Regions from separate parts of the Homo sapiens genome. Here region 1 is linked to region 2. Evidence: read pairs that join two places in POLR2A ChIA-PET (ENCODE). Cell type or tissue: Panc1. All regions are shown on one strand. Links, peaks and the distances in the headings refer to the core of each region. The heading gives the core; the rest is flanking DNA.

Region 1 (7,593 bases), core at 1,235-5,234, 240 kb after region 2:
GTCCTCTCATTTCATAGACGAAGAAACTGAGACCAAAAAAGGTTAATTAATTTGTCCACCTGGCTCTTTCGTGTAGAACCAGGGTTCAGGCTTCCAACACTGTGCTCTCTCTGCTCCAGTGTTCGGTCTCTATAGAGTTTAATACCCAAAAGGATATCTGAAAACCAAAATCAAACCAAGTTGAAAATTTCAGGCTTTGACAATCTTTCTGATGCGTTTCTACGATATTTTCTTTTTAAAGAATTGCTAACTGGAAACTTACTTTTAGCCGAGCAAGCTGAATTTCTGAAAATTCTCTGACACCATTCACTAAAGGAACCAGCCGATTATACAGAGCCTAAAAACACAAAACAAAAATGAGACCACACAAAAGTTAGTTGTCCATGAACTTGGACAATTCACAGGATATGACAAAAATTCATTGCATTTATAACCGAACTATTTAGATAAAAGACCCTATTAAAATTTGTGGGCTAATATAAACAATGTTGACTTAAATTCTGTCATTTTCATAAAACTGACAAGATCTGAAATAATACACATTGCAAAGAGTTTGCATAAATATATTTCTTGATCTATATCGCTACAACTACCATATGAAGATGTATCTGGATTATGTAGCAAAGACTCACTAAGGAACTACTTTAATTAAAGAAAGTGAGGACCCTTGTTGTAAAATGTGCCAGAAGGTACCCCTTTTATCTATGTCCTATATCTGTGAGGAATTAGCTTCTGGTGGGCTGTCCCCTTTGGGGGTGTGGTTTAACTCTTAACCTACAAGCACATGAAGCCCAATAAGGGTCTCTGACATCTTTTCAGCACATCTAAAATAGCTCCACATAACATTAGTCTTAAAACGACATCTGTCCAATCCCCTTAGAACAGATCAGAGATTGGACCTATGACCAGAATGAAGAGAACTGGTCTACCTACCATCTTTAAAACTAAAGACTCATCTTAGAGAATATTTGGCTTTTACAACATACTACAATTCTCCCAATAACTTGGCAGTGCTCATAAACCCATTTGAGAATCTGATCAAAGGATGGCTCCTTCTCCTTGGGAAACAGGGACATATGTAAAAATCACAAAATTGAATTGAATAACATTTCAGAGTTTGCAGACACCAGAATTCTTTCCACAAACTCCTTAAGAATCCAGGAATTCCAGGATACAATACCCAAAATGGCTAGCAAGGCATCCTTCTCACCTTATCTGTTTGCGTGTTTTCATGAAGAATCCTCGTGTCGATGGCGGCAGCCAGCAAGTTATTGGCAGCGGTGATGGCGTGGATGTCTCCAGTCAAGTGAAGGTTGAACTAGAGAAATAAGATATCTTTCTATTTATTTATTTTCAGAAATAGGGTCTCGCTTTGTTGCCCAGGCTGGAGTGCAGTGGCATGATCATAGCTCACTGTATTCTCAAACTCTTGGGCTCAAGCAATCCTCTCACCTAAGCCTACTGAGTAGGCTGGGACTATAGGTGCACACCATTGTGCCTGGCTAATTTTTGAATTTTCTGTGGAGATGGGGGTCTTGCTATGTTGCCTAGGCTGGTTATGAGCTCTTGGGCCACTGTGCTCGGCTAAGACATCTTCCTATTTGTTTTAAACAACTATGGAATTTAAGGACTGAATAAATAAAATAGCATGCAAATTACATATCCTTATAATGAGCTGAGTCTATAGGAATGCCTAAATCAGAAAATCAAGGTCAAAGCCTTCCACGTGACAACAAAGAACCTTTGAGCAATTACTCAGATCATAAATTCTTCCATCCTCAGGTTAAGGCAAAACATTCTGATGCATTTAATAATGAATCTCCTTATAGTCACTCACTACGTTTATTCATTGTTTTATTATCTAGAAAACAGTATCATATCAAATATACTTTGGAGTGAGGCAGGGCATAAAATAAACAGTAACAATAAAATAATATGAAATATTACAGAACTTTGGAGAAATAGAGTATTTTACCCTCATGACTCTACTCATTCTGTTATTTTCCTTCCAGTCTCATGAGCACACTCGATTATCATTTGTAGAATCATCTTCCTACAAACTTCCAAGTTTCGTTTTTCACAAAACTTTTTCTATAATAATCTTTTGTATAGTTTATAGAAGCTGTATACGGTAGATGTACCAAAAGTTTCAGGCTGGATATATACGCTACTACCAAATGTTCACTTTTACAAGAAAGGCCACAGTTATAAAGAATATACACAAATAGCTTTTCCTTTTATTAAAAAAATTAATTGCTAATGAGTAATATATTTTCAGGAGGTAGTTACTAGGTTAAATGAGCTCTCTTTCTTTTCTTTTTTTTCTTTTTTTTTCTGTAGAGACACAGTCTCACTATGTTGCACAGGTTGGTCTCAGATTCCTGGACTCAAGTGATCCTCTCGCTTCAGCCCCGCAAAGTGCTAGGATTCCAGGCATGAGCCACCACGCCCAGCCCTTGGGATCTTGATAATATCACCAAATTGCTTTTTGAAAGGGATGAAGTATTTTTATTTTATTTATTTTTTTTTGAGACGGAGTTTCGCTCTTTCACCTAGGCTGGTGTGCAGTGGCATGATCTCAGCTCAATGCAACCTCCGCCTCCCAGGTTCAAGGGATTCTCCTGCCTCCCAAGTAGCTGGGACTATAGGCGCCTGCCACCACACCTGGTTAATTTTTGTATTTTTAGTAGAGATGTGGTTTCACCATGTTGGCCAGGCTGGTCTCAAACTCCTGACCTTGTGATCTGCCCACCTCAGACTCCCAAAGTGCTGGGATTACAGGCATGAGCCACCACATCCGGCCTTTGAGATCTTGATAATATCACCAAATTGCTTTTTGAAAGAGATGAAGTGTCATCTGCAAAACACTAGTAGTAGATCAGTTACTTCAGAAATAAAGTAACTTTTAGACTAAGAAATAATTTAATAGTTGAGAAAGTGTTATTCTTTTTAAAGCTGCATTTCCTTAATTTCTTGGAAGGTTAAATATTTTCTTGTTAAAATTTTACTTTATAACATAAAATAATGTTAACTGGAGAAAACATGAAAAATTACATATGTATATATATTTTATAAATATATATTTGTACTTTTAAATATTGGAATCATAACATCGTAACAGTTTATACTTTAGCTCTTACACTCTCAACATAGCAAGCATTTTTACATCATTAAAGATTCTTCAAAATACAGTTAACCTGATGTCCTATTATTATCCCCCCATTTTTTAATGTTATAAACTATGTGAGGGTATATTTAATTTAAAATGATCTATATTCCCATACATTCATTTTTTCCTTAGGGTACACTAAAAATGAATTTATTTGGGCCAAAGGATATGCACGGTAAAACACTTAATATGTATTTCTACTCTTCTTCCTGAAGTGTTTTTATCAACATACACTTTCCAGCAGTGTGTGGGAGTCCATTTCAATTTCTTTGCCAAAATTTGGTATCATAACTATTTTGAAAAATCCAATTTTGTCAATTTGACAAGTAAAATGGTAACTGATAGTGGTTTTATTTTTATTTATTTATTTATTTGGAGACGGAGTCTCGCTCTTGTTGCCTGGGCTGGAGTGCAGTGGCATGATCTCGGCTCACTGCAACCTCTGCCTCCCAGGTTTGAGTGATCCTCCTGCCTCCGCCTCCCAAGGAGCTGGGATTACAGGCGCCTGCCACCACGCCCAGCTACTTTTTGTATTTTTAGTAGAGACAGGGTTTCCCCATGTTGGCCAGGCTGGTCTCAAACTCCTGACCTCAGGTGATCCACTCGCCTCAGCCTCCCAAAGTGCTGGGATTACAGGCATGAGCCACCGTGCCCGGCCTGATAGTGGTTTTAATGTAGATTTATTTACTTGATTATTGGTGAAGATGAATATGCATTTAGTTAATATTTCTTTTTCGATGTTTCTATTGAACTCTTTGGCCATTTCACAACTGGAATGTAAGTTTTTCTTTCCAGCCGTCTACTTGATGTCCACCTGCATGTTTCATAGGCCTCTAAACTGACTCCCTCCTTCTGACTACCACCCTCCACCACACCCCACACCACACAGTTCAAACCTCATACCATCACTCCCCTGTTCTCTGCCTCAACAAATGAGTCTACTGAGTTGCTCAAGCCAGTACCCTGGATGTCGTCCTTGAATCCTCCTCTTTTCTAACCCCCAACATCTAATCCTGCAAACATCAGCAAACAAATCTTAAACTGTTTTTTCCTCTTTTCCATCCTCACTGCCCCCATCCTGGGCCAAGTCACTGACATCTTTCCCTAGGCTACTTCCATAGTCTTCCTCCTGGATTCATCGTGTCTACTGAGAGGCCCCTGGTCCTTTCATCACACAGAAGACAGGGTGATTTTAATAAAACTCAATCTGCATTGTGTTATCTGTCAAGATCCCTTCAATGGCTGACCTTGGCACTTCAAATAAAATCCAGGTTCTTGGCTACAAATTGCAATCGCTCGACAGAGCTGGCGCCTGCACACTTCTCTACCTCAACCCCCCCAACTCCCGCTGGCCCACGGGGCTCCAGCCACCCTGGTGTCCTCCAGTTCCCTGAACAGGCCACACCCTTTCCTGCCTCAGGACTTTCCCACCAGCAGTTCCCACTGGCTGAATGCTCTCCCTCATTCTTCACAAGGCCGGCTCCTTCCCATCCTTCCAGTCATAGTGTTTTCACTTTCAATTCCTCAGCCCATCTGGAATTTATTCTAACATTTTCCCCTATGGTGATTTATTATGTTCCGTCCAGTACATATTGTCTGTGCCTGGCACACAGTCAACAAACATCCACCAAGTGTCAGGCACGGTGCTCAGAGCTGGGAGGATACAGATGAAGAAAAGACTGGAGGCACTCAACTTCAAGGAACAAATTGCCTGAGTGTGTCTGGCCCACTCTACCCTCATAAGGTAGTCTTCTTGGCTGGGCGCGGTGGCTCACGCCTGTAATCCTAGCACTTTTGAAGACCGAGGTGGGTGGGTCACCTGAGGTCAGGAGTTCAAGACCGGCCTGACCAACATGGTGAAACCCCATCTGTATTAAAATATAAAAATTAGCTGGGCATGGTGGCAGGTGCCTGTAATCCCAGCTTCTCGGGAGGCTGAGGCAGGAGAATCACTTGAACCTGGGAGGCAGAGGTTGCAGCGAGCCGAGATTGCACCATTGCACTCCAGCCTGGGTGACAGAGCGAGACTCCATCTCAAAAAATAAAATAAAATAAAATAAAAGTAGCTCTCTCCTCCAAGCCACGCAGCTGATGCCCTAAACCAGCGGGACACCAATGTCCTTCCAATTTGCTGGCTAAACCCGAGCCATTCCCCTGTGTATGCCCCTTGTACACCACCTCTAATTTGGCCTCCTGGTTCTGGGTCTTGCTGGCTCATGAATGGTACCCATCCCCATTCTGACCTGAGGCCTGGGACGATTTTTTTCAGCAGTGCCTTGGACTACTCTTTCTCACCCCCACTCCCAGTACTTGAAGTTCCTACAGATTTTCTCTTTAGCTTCCCTGACACTCAGACCTCCATGGGTAAACACTTCTATTCCTTTAACAAAGTCAACAAGTACTTTCTAGTGAGTTCCTACTATGTGCTGGGCACTCTGCTCAATGCTGGGACCTGAGACCTCAAGAAAGGCCCGCAACTCGCCACAGCCAACTGAACCAGATAGCCGTAAACACAGAGGGAGTCTGTGGGGTAGAGAAGAACCTTGACAAAAAACCTTGACTAAACTGGGTAAAGAGGACAGAAAAGGAAGAATGTTCCAGGCATGGGAAAATCCTGGAACCAAGAGAGAACAGGAAAAGAGTCTGCAAGGGCTGGGCACAGTGGCTCACGCCTGTAATCCTAACACTTTGGGAGGCTGAGACCAGTGGATTGTCTGAGCTCACGAGTTCCAGACAAGCCTGGCCAACATGGTGAAACCCCGTCTCTACTAAAATACAAAAAATCAGTCAGGCACAATGGCAGTTGCCTGTAATCCCAGCTACTCAGGAGGCTGAGGCATGAGAATTGCTTGAACCTGGGAGGCAGAGGTTGCAGTGAGCCGAGACTGTGCCACTGCACTCCAGCCTGAGCAACAAAGCAAAACTCTGTCTCAAAAAAAAAAAAAAAAAAAGAGTCTGCAAGGAGCTTGACGCAGTAGAGAGAAGGCAGGTGGGGACTTGTGGACAGGGAAGCAGGAGCAGCCACCCACGAGGACCTCCTGTGCTGTGCTGGAGGGTGACAGGCAACGGCGGAAATGACAGAACAGGAAAGTGACCTGCTCAGATTTGGGTTTTGGAAGATTGTCCAGGCCCTGAATGATAAGGCTGATGCAGAGAGTGAAACTGAAAAGAGCTGGTCACTGGTTAGTTACAGGCAACAAAGAGGTTATGTGGAACAAAGGTGGAGTTCTTACAGAAGTGAGAATTAACAACGTCAGTTCTTTTTGCCCATTTTCCTCTGGAACTCTTTTATTTTGGGGTCTTTTATTTTTAATGGGACACTTCACAAATTTGTGTGTCATCCTCGTGCAGGGACCATGCTAATCCTCTCTGTGTCATTCCAGTTTTAGTATCTATGCTGCCGAGGCACGCACTAGAGCCTGAATTGACAGAGGGGAAGCGTCAAGTCTTCGTGAACTTGGCAGTACAGCAGATGATCAAGGGAGGCACAGACCCACATTCTCTCATCCAGACCCGCAAGGCCAGCAGGGTTTCAAGATTCTGAATTTTTTGAAGTTTAGGAAGGCAGTGTGATTTACATGTAGTTTATTTGTAAAACACCCCAAGCAGGGGCTAGGTCAGCACCTGTTAATCAAAAATAATTTTTCCACAGCAATGTATATGAATATTCACGCCAAGTAGCACGTACAAAATCCATATAATTATAGCTCATCACAGTAAATACTAGGGTTTGTCACTGCATGAGTTATGCAAACATTTTGGGGTTTCAGAGCCTTAATGACTTTGGGATTATGGATGAGGGTCTGTGGGCCTGTGTGGATGGGAGCAGAGACAAGATGTCAGGAAGGAAACACAGTGATAGCTGACCCGCATCTCTTCAAGGTCTTACCTCCTCCATGGGGATGACCTGGGCATATCCACCACCCGCGGCTCCTCCTAAACAACAGAGCAAGAGGCATTTCAAACGGGTCACCAAGTACAGCTGCCACGATGGACACAGGCCAAGGGACACAGCTCCCCAAACCCAACAGAGAGGCGTCACACCCAAGATGAAGTAACAAAAGGCAGTGAGAGACACTAATGGTTATATCCAAGCAGAACAACAACAAAAAAAGTTGACACTTTGTCTAACTATACCTCTGTTTCTTTGCTTAAAAAAAAAAGGTAAAAATAGAGCAGATGTCATTACTGTAAAACATACCAGGATATGAGAATATTTTGATAATTTATTATTAGATCTCTGTGACTATACTTTATCTAAATCAATTGTATATGATTTCATATCTGAGCAAACTTTGTTTAAAAAAAATACACTGTGGCTGGGCGAGGTGGCTCATGCCTGTAAACCCAGCACTTTGGGAGGCTGAGGCAGGCGGATCACTTGAGGTCAGGAGTTCGAGACCGGCCTGGCCAACATGATGAAA
Region 2 (7,593 bases), core at 1,594-5,593:
AACAATCCTCCCGTCTTGGCCTCCCAAAGTGCTGGGGGTGGGGGGTGTCTCTAGTGCTGGGGGTGGGGGATGTCTCTAGTGCTGGGGATGGGGGTGTCTCTAGTGCTGGGGGTGGGGAGTGTCTCTATTTTTGGTTAGGTGATCCAGGAACGTAACACGTTGCTTGCCCCTCCTCTTACCTCCCCTCCCTTCCACACACACATTCTGGAGGTAACTTATCTCATACTTAAGGCTTCAAGTGCTTCTGAATCAAAGCTCAAGTGGCCTTTGCCTCTCCACTCTCATCTCCCTGCCCTGGAAGTCAGGAGTTTTTTGCTCTATGTCTATTGTCAGAACAAACAACTCACCAATACCACAGAGATTCTTTCTTCTTCCTTCTGCTCATTTTTGATAAATTCATCTAGCCACTGCTTCCTGTGTGTCTGCTATGAACAGAACAGAACACTGCATTAGGCAATGTGCCTTCCATCCATCCTGACCCTACATGTCTTAGCTTTGCCCAATAAGGCTGGCTACTTGGAGTGTCACTGGCCTTCCCATAGATAACTGACAAGTTGCAGAGCCTTTGTGTAACTGCACCTTTGATTTGTGGGTTCCTTGGTTGCAATTCTTCCTTTTGTTTATTTGCTTGGTTTTGGCTATGCACTGCCATTCCAGTGGGCTGAGCTTTCTGGAAGCCTAGTTTCTCTAGAAGACGGATTTAATTTTCATGATGGCAGGTTTCACTGATTTAGAGTGTTATATAAAAATTAGCAGGCCGGGCGCGGTGGCTCACTCCTGTAATCCCAGCACTTTGGGAGGCCGAGGCAGGTGGATCACCTGAGGTCGGGAGTTTGAGACGAGCCTGGCCAACATGAGACCAGCCCGTCTCTACTAAAAATATAGAAATTAGCTGTGTGTGGTGGCAGGTGCCTGTAATCCCAGCTACTTGGGAAGCTGAGGCAGGAGAATCACTTGAACCCAGGAGGCGGAGGTTACAGTGAGTCCAGATCCTGCCATTGCACTCCAGCCTGGGCGAGAGAGCAAGACTCCGTCTCAAAAAAAAAAAAAAAAAATTATCGGAGTCCATTGTTTTGGACTGAGCTCCTGCAAAAGCCCCCACCAGACCAGACTAAAGATCAAAATGATGTCACTAATGCTGAGGTTCCCAGGCACCAAACTAAAACTGTCAAGCTGATCTTCTGAGAAATCAGGAGAGAGAGATAACTGGCAATCTCCCTCCCAACCAGGCCAGTTTCTGTCTTCGATCGGCATGATAATGAATGCCCCTCTTTTAACCCTTAATCTGAAGTAAACTGATCATACCCAGTCAGTAATTTTTCTATTGTTCTGTCCCCACCTTACAAGGGAAATAACTTTGAAATGACCAATCTGCTTTTTGTTCTTTGTTTCTGCTTTCTTCAGCACTTTTTCTGCCTATAAATCCACCCTTCTCTGCTCAGCTCATCAGAACACTCATTCTATTTTATGGAATGAAGTGTTGCACGATTCTCGAATCGCAAATAAAGCCACTAGAGATCTTTAAACTAAATTTGTTGTAATTTTGTCTTTTGACAAGGATCATAAGGAAGATTTGCTGAGAACTGGCTGCTCACACCATCCAGCTGTAACTACTGCATTTTTTATAAATGTATAAGAAATCCCCAATCCATGCATTTCATTACTGCCCTTTGGACAACAGTGAGTGACATGGGCTGAACTGGGTCCCCCCACCTAATTCACATGTTGAAGTCCTAATCCCCAGTACCTCAGACTGTTACTATAGTTAGAGATAGGGCCTTTGTAGAGGTAATCAAGATTAAATACGGTCCTATGGGTGGGCCCTAATCCAATGTGACTGGTGTCCTTATAAAAAAGAGGAAGTGATACCGGGGACACATGAGCAGAGCAGGGCAGCAAGAGGGAGGCCATCTGCAAGCCAAGGAGAGCGGCCTCAGAGGAAACTTGGAACTCCAGAATTCCAGTCTCCACGATAAATTTCCGTTGTTGATGCCGCTTATTTTGTTATGAGAGTCCAAGCAAACTAGTGCAGCAAAGAAGAAGGGGATCCCCTGGCGGGGCTCATGCCTGTCATCTCAGCACTCTGGGAGGCCGAGGCGGGTGGATCACCTGAGGTCAGGAGTTCGAGACCAGCCTGGTCAACATGATTAAACCACGTCTCTACAAAAAATACAAAAATTAGCCGGGCATGGTGGCTACTCCCACCATGTGGTAATCCTAGCTACTCGGGAGGTTGAGGCAGGAGAATCACTTGAACCCGGGAGGCAGAGGTTAAAGTGAGCCGATATTGCGCCACTTCACTCCAGCTTGGGTGACAGAGTGAGACTCCGGCTCAAAAAAAAAAAAAAAAACGAGAGAGAGAGAGAGAAATAATACAAAGGAAGGTGGTCCCTTGCCAGCACTTGTCTTGCCTACTTGAGTTTTCTCTTCCATTCAGCTCATGTTATTCCACTCATTCTAGACTTTCTTTCTTTGCTTTTTCTCTCCTCTGCCATAACACTCGAATAACATTCCTCCCAGCATCAACTCCCCTTCTCCTGCCAATAGCACCTCACTTTTCCTTTTGGAAAACCACCCTTTTGGAACTCTTAATTCTTGCAGTTTGGATGGGGCTGAGGCTACATTCTTCTGCCCCTATCCACTCCAGGGGTGGGAACATGACCCAGGTCTGCAGAATCAGAGGCACAGGGAGTCAGGTAGGTTGAGGGTTTCTCTGCAGCCCTAAGGAAGAAGGTATTTTCCACCTGGGTTGCTGAGCTGATAGGATGTACATCCACAGCTGCCAGACACCACTCCTTGCCTTATGAAAATGCAATGAACTCAGGAAAGCAGAGCTGAGACCGCATCCTAATGACATCATTTGGTCTCCATCCAGCCTTCCCTGAGCTTACTTCTTGCCTTTTTAATTACATGATTCAACCACCAACCTCCTCCCCACCCACTTTTTTTTTGTTTTTCCAAACAGGGTTGATTTTCCATAACTTGTAGTTAGGAGTCATGACTTGCATACCAAATCGGATTCATTTCTTAACACCCCACTCATACTTCATCTCCCTCATCAAACCTTTAATCATTTACTGCAGCACACAAATTTTATCAGCTCTGAATCTACAAAGAACTTAATGTCTGTGCTACATGGTTTTATTTAATTAAATAAATAAATAAACAAACAAATAAATAAATAAATTTTTGAGACAGGGTCTCACCCTGTCATCCAGGCTGGAGTGCAGTGGCATGATCACGGCTCACTGCAGCCTCGACCTCCTGGGCTCAGGTGATCCTCCCAGCTCAGCCTCCCTGGGACTAAGGCTACACAGTTTTAGAAATTATTCTGCACATGCTGACCGTGAAGCACTTCAGGAAATTGTGAATTGATGAGTCCTGGGTATTAGTTTTCTTCCTTTGTTTCCCCCAGTCACACTGCATCACACAGGCCAACTCAAAACCCCGCGAGCTTTTTCCTGGTCTCTCATGGGTTGATCTCACTGGGTTCTCACAGCCACCCTGGGGAAGGTTAAGTCACTTGCTGAATGAAGGTCACCTGGTAGGATTTGGGGGAGGTGGCGAGTGCTTATAGAACTGTACCTTTTTAATAGTTAGGATTAAACTTGCTTACAATGACAAAAACCCAAAATAACAATGGCTTAAGTTAGATTGAAGTTTACTTCTCTTTCACATAAAAGAATGGAGGTGGGCAGTCCAGGGTAGGAGCTGCACCCCTCAGAGTCAGATCCCCGGGATTCTCCCATGGGTAGTTCTGCCACGAGCGACTTCCACTTCCAAACTCACCTCCTGATTCAAGATGGCTGCCAAGGCTCTAACAGGCAGGGAAGAGGAATGGATTGTCCTTTTCCTTTAAGACTCCCTGTCAGAAACTGCACTTGTCCTTTCTGCTTGCATCCCACTAGACAGAATTTACTTACATGAAACTGCCATAAAGGATTCCATAAGTACAGTCTCTGTTCCACATGGCTACAGTCTTATCTAGTGGAAGGAGGCAGGAGGGTTGTCTTACTGAAGAAGGGAAATGGGCATTGGGGCATCACTAGAAGCTTCTGGTCCTGGTTGCTCAGCCCAATTCCACCCATAGGTTGTTTATTGTTTCATATTTGTGTTCTCTCTCCCAATAGTCTGTGAATTCCTGGCAAGCAAAGGTGGTAGGCAGTTCTCTCTTGCGTTTTCAGCTCCTTGGATTGTGCTTTTTACATTGTATGTTTTTCCTTTTCTTTGGGACTGAGTCTTGCTCTGTCGCCCAGGCTGGAGTGCAATGGCATGATCTTGGCTCACTGCAATCTCCACCTCCCTGGTTCAAGTGATTCTCATGCCTCAGCCTACCGAGTAGCTGGGATTACAGGCGCCTGCCACCATGCCTGACTAATTTTTGTATTTTCAGGTAGAGACAGGGTTTCACCATGTTGGCCAGGCTGGTCTCGAACTCTTGACCTCAGGTGATCCACCTGCCTCGGCCTCCCAGAGTGCTGGGATTATAGGCGTGAGCCGCTGTGCCCAGACTACATTGTATTTTGATGATAATAAATCTATAGGTGTTAAGGAGAGAAGTTGTAAAAGGAAATCAAAAGCTACATGTTACACAGCTTAATTATCCCCCAAAAATACCACCAGTATGAAGCTGGGCTCATGGTCTTGCATTGCTAATTTTTTTCTTGAGATTGGTTCTTGCTATGTTGCCCAGGCTGGACTCAAACTCCTAGGATTAAGGGATCCTCCCACCTCAGCCTCTTTAGTAGCTGGGACTACAGGCGTGCACCACTTCCCCCTTGCTCAGGCTTTGAAATCAGATGATTCAGTTCTAGAATCCTGGCTTTACATCTTAAGAGCTGACTGGTCCTGGAAAAGTGAGTAAAAGCTCTCTGAGATTTGCTTTCTTTATCTGCTAAGATAGGGATAATGGTATCTTCCTTGCATTGTGAGAATTCCAAAGATGATTTATGTAAAATGCTCAGCACATTACAGGTTTCATTTATTCCTTTCTTTGGTCTTCAGTCTGTGATAATGGACTGGGGTTGGTCTATGCCAGGCTGTGTGTCTAATTTAGCAGATCAGAATTACTCAAAGGCATCAGAAATGTGTCTTCTCCTTCTCTGACTTGTACACTTAAGACTTAATCTTTGTCCATCTAAAGCAAAACAAAAAATGATGCCAAATATAATTACAATGTTAATGTAAGAAATATCTAGTTTTGCACACATGGCTGAATAAGTAGCATCTACTGGAAGATTTCCTTTGCAGTGACTTGCAAATAGCAACTGTAACTTAATTACTCAGAAAAATTCCGGGAACAATCCCTTTGCCTTTGTATCTCCCTCTTCTGGAACATCAACAAATAATTCCCTGGGTGACTTTCAGCAAGCTGTTTAGAAAGTTATTGCAGCTTGAATGTAGGAGACTCTGATATATAATATCAGAATTATAATAGAACCAGCCCCAGTCATAAAATTGTTGTCTGCTGCTCCTTAACATTTCTCCAAAAGAGCCAACAGATTTATTATTATTATTATTATTATTATTTGCAAAAGTGTCTCGCTCTGTCACCCAGGCTGGAGTGCAGTGGCATGATCTTGGTTCACTTCAGCCTCTGCCTCCTGGGTTCCAGTGATAATTCTGCATCAGTCTCCTGGGTAGCAGGGATTACAGGCCTGCACTACCACACCGGGCTAATTTTTGTATTTTCCATAGAGATGGAGTTTCACCATGCTGGTCAGGTTGGTCTCGAACTCCTGACCTCAGGTGATCCACCAGCCTCAGCCTCCCAAAGTGCTGGGATTATAGGCATGAGCCACTGCGCCCAGCATAAATTTTGTTAAATTCATATTAAGTCAGGTTGCCAGTGCTTGCAACTGGAAAAATCTAATGCATAGGGATTATAACTGATCTCTTTTTTTCCCTTGTCAAGCACATCTCTTCTGTATTTTAGGTCAGGGCTCCATCCATCAAACATGAGCCTGTCCTCACAAGTTTGTCTCAATGCAGAAAGGAGTCAGAAATTTCTCATGTATAGAAGGAAAAAAAAACTACTCACAAGAATATTCTTATTTAGACTCAGCCAGGAGCAAAATCATTTAAGCAGATAAATGCTGCACTCCTACCTATGATACTCTCTTCCATTCCTCCCACCAACGCACTTCCCGTCTTTCCTTTAAGCATCTTCTTAAGACTCATCTAATTTAGCACAAGGCACTTCCAAAGCTTTCTTATGCCACTGCTCTCCTGTGAATGCCGTGCCTATTGCATATGCAGGAACGTCAGCACTGTGACCAAAGAGCAACTGGGGTCCTTTCGACTGTCGTCATCCTCTGCTCTCACCCTGTGACCACTTCTGCAAAGAGGGCCCTCTTTTTTTTTTTTTTTTTAATTGTCCCAGCACCCTTTGGATTTGAAATCGCCCATCTCCTTTCCATGTGACTAGAGCATGGCTGTCAATTACAAAGTCCTGCATTCCCTCCCACCAAGATGTGACTCGTGTGGGTCAGCGTCCCCCATCCCCTCAAGGTACAGTCATCAGACCAGCTAGGGGCCAAGACACCGGCAAGGCCAGGCTGGGTCATTCTGAGAGACTGAGATGGATACAGGGCAAGAGACTTTTCTTTTTTTTCCCTCCTGGGATTGCAGTCTGCAGGGACTGGAGACTGAGCACCGGCAGTGGCCATCTTTCCCACGATGTGGAAAGTGCCTGACAGAGAAAGAAACAACAGAGAAGAAAGTGGGACTGAGGGGGTGGTGGTGATCAACACAGGGGCTTCATCCAAGCAGGAGCCAAGAGTTTCCTTTTTTGCTTCATTCATTTGAAGTCAGGTTTCTGATGCTTGCCACTAGAAGACTCAAATACACAGGGATGATAAAGAATATTTTCCTCCTGATCATCCTGGCCAACATGGCAAAACCCCATCTCTACTAAAACTACAAAAATTAGCCGGGTGTGGTGGCACCCACCTGTAATCCCAGCTACTCGGGAGGCTGAGGGAGGAAAATCGCTTGAACCCGGGAGGCAGAGGTTGCGCTGAGCTGAGATTGCACCACTGCACTCCAGCCTGGGCCAGAGGGCGAGACTCCATCTGTCTCAAAAAAAAAAAAAAAAAAAAGAATCTTTTCCTCCCCTCTGGTCAGACACATCTCTTCTGTATTTTAGGTCAGGACGCTATCCATCAAACGTGATTCTGTATGATTTGGGGCACTCGCATATTAAGTAAACATTCATAGGCAGTGCTGTAGAGCCATTCACGTCAATATAGACTAGGACTATATGCATATTGGCTTAATGGTGTATTTGAAAGGTTTAAAGCTTTTCCTGTGCACATATCTTGCCATTTCAACTTTGGTTGTGAGTTCCTGTGCTGTAGCACACATATTTCTATATTTTTGGCATCCCTGGCTGCTGCTCAGTATATTACAGATACATAATCTCTTGCCCAAAGCCTTGGGGACTGTTTCAGAATTCATAATATTTTGGATTTTTGAAAGGTAACACAGAGCATAAAACCACCAGGAGTGGCCGGGAGCGGTGGCTCACGCCTGTAATCCCAGCACTTTGGGAGACCAAGGTGGGTGGATCAGCTGAGGTCAGGAGTTTGAGAC

Evidence for each region. ChIA-PET counts read pairs that join two places held together with the same protein. Peaks named below come from ENCODE experiments on the same cell type or tissue, not always from the same donor. Only the 100,000 strongest peaks of a DNase experiment are listed, where the experiment ranks them.
Region 1: POLR2A ChIA-PET joins it to region 2 with 7 read pairs; 2 of 35 experiments call an interaction of 5 or more read pairs at or near these places.

Annotation. Positions count from the first base shown.
Region 1 is chr6:150,938,211-150,945,803 of GRCh38, reverse strand. MTHFD1L (methylenetetrahydrofolate dehydrogenase (NADP+ dependent) 1 like) reads right to left here. Exons shown (of 28, transcript NM_015440.5): 13 at 7,059-7,105; 14 at 1,211-1,318; 15 at 263-337. It also overlaps the pseudogene RNU6-302P. Among named protein-coding and RNA genes, the nearest start is that of MTHFD1L, 76 kb to the right of the region's middle. In Panc1, for the core only: no CTCF peak of the experiment used is centred there; no DNase peak of the experiment used is centred there.
Region 2 is chr6:151,174,793-151,182,385 of GRCh38, reverse strand. No RefSeq gene overlaps it. Among named protein-coding and RNA genes, the nearest start is that of AKAP12, 61 kb to the left of the region's middle. In Panc1, for the core only: no CTCF peak of the experiment used is centred there; no DNase peak of the experiment used is centred there; H3K27ac peaks cover 390 bases.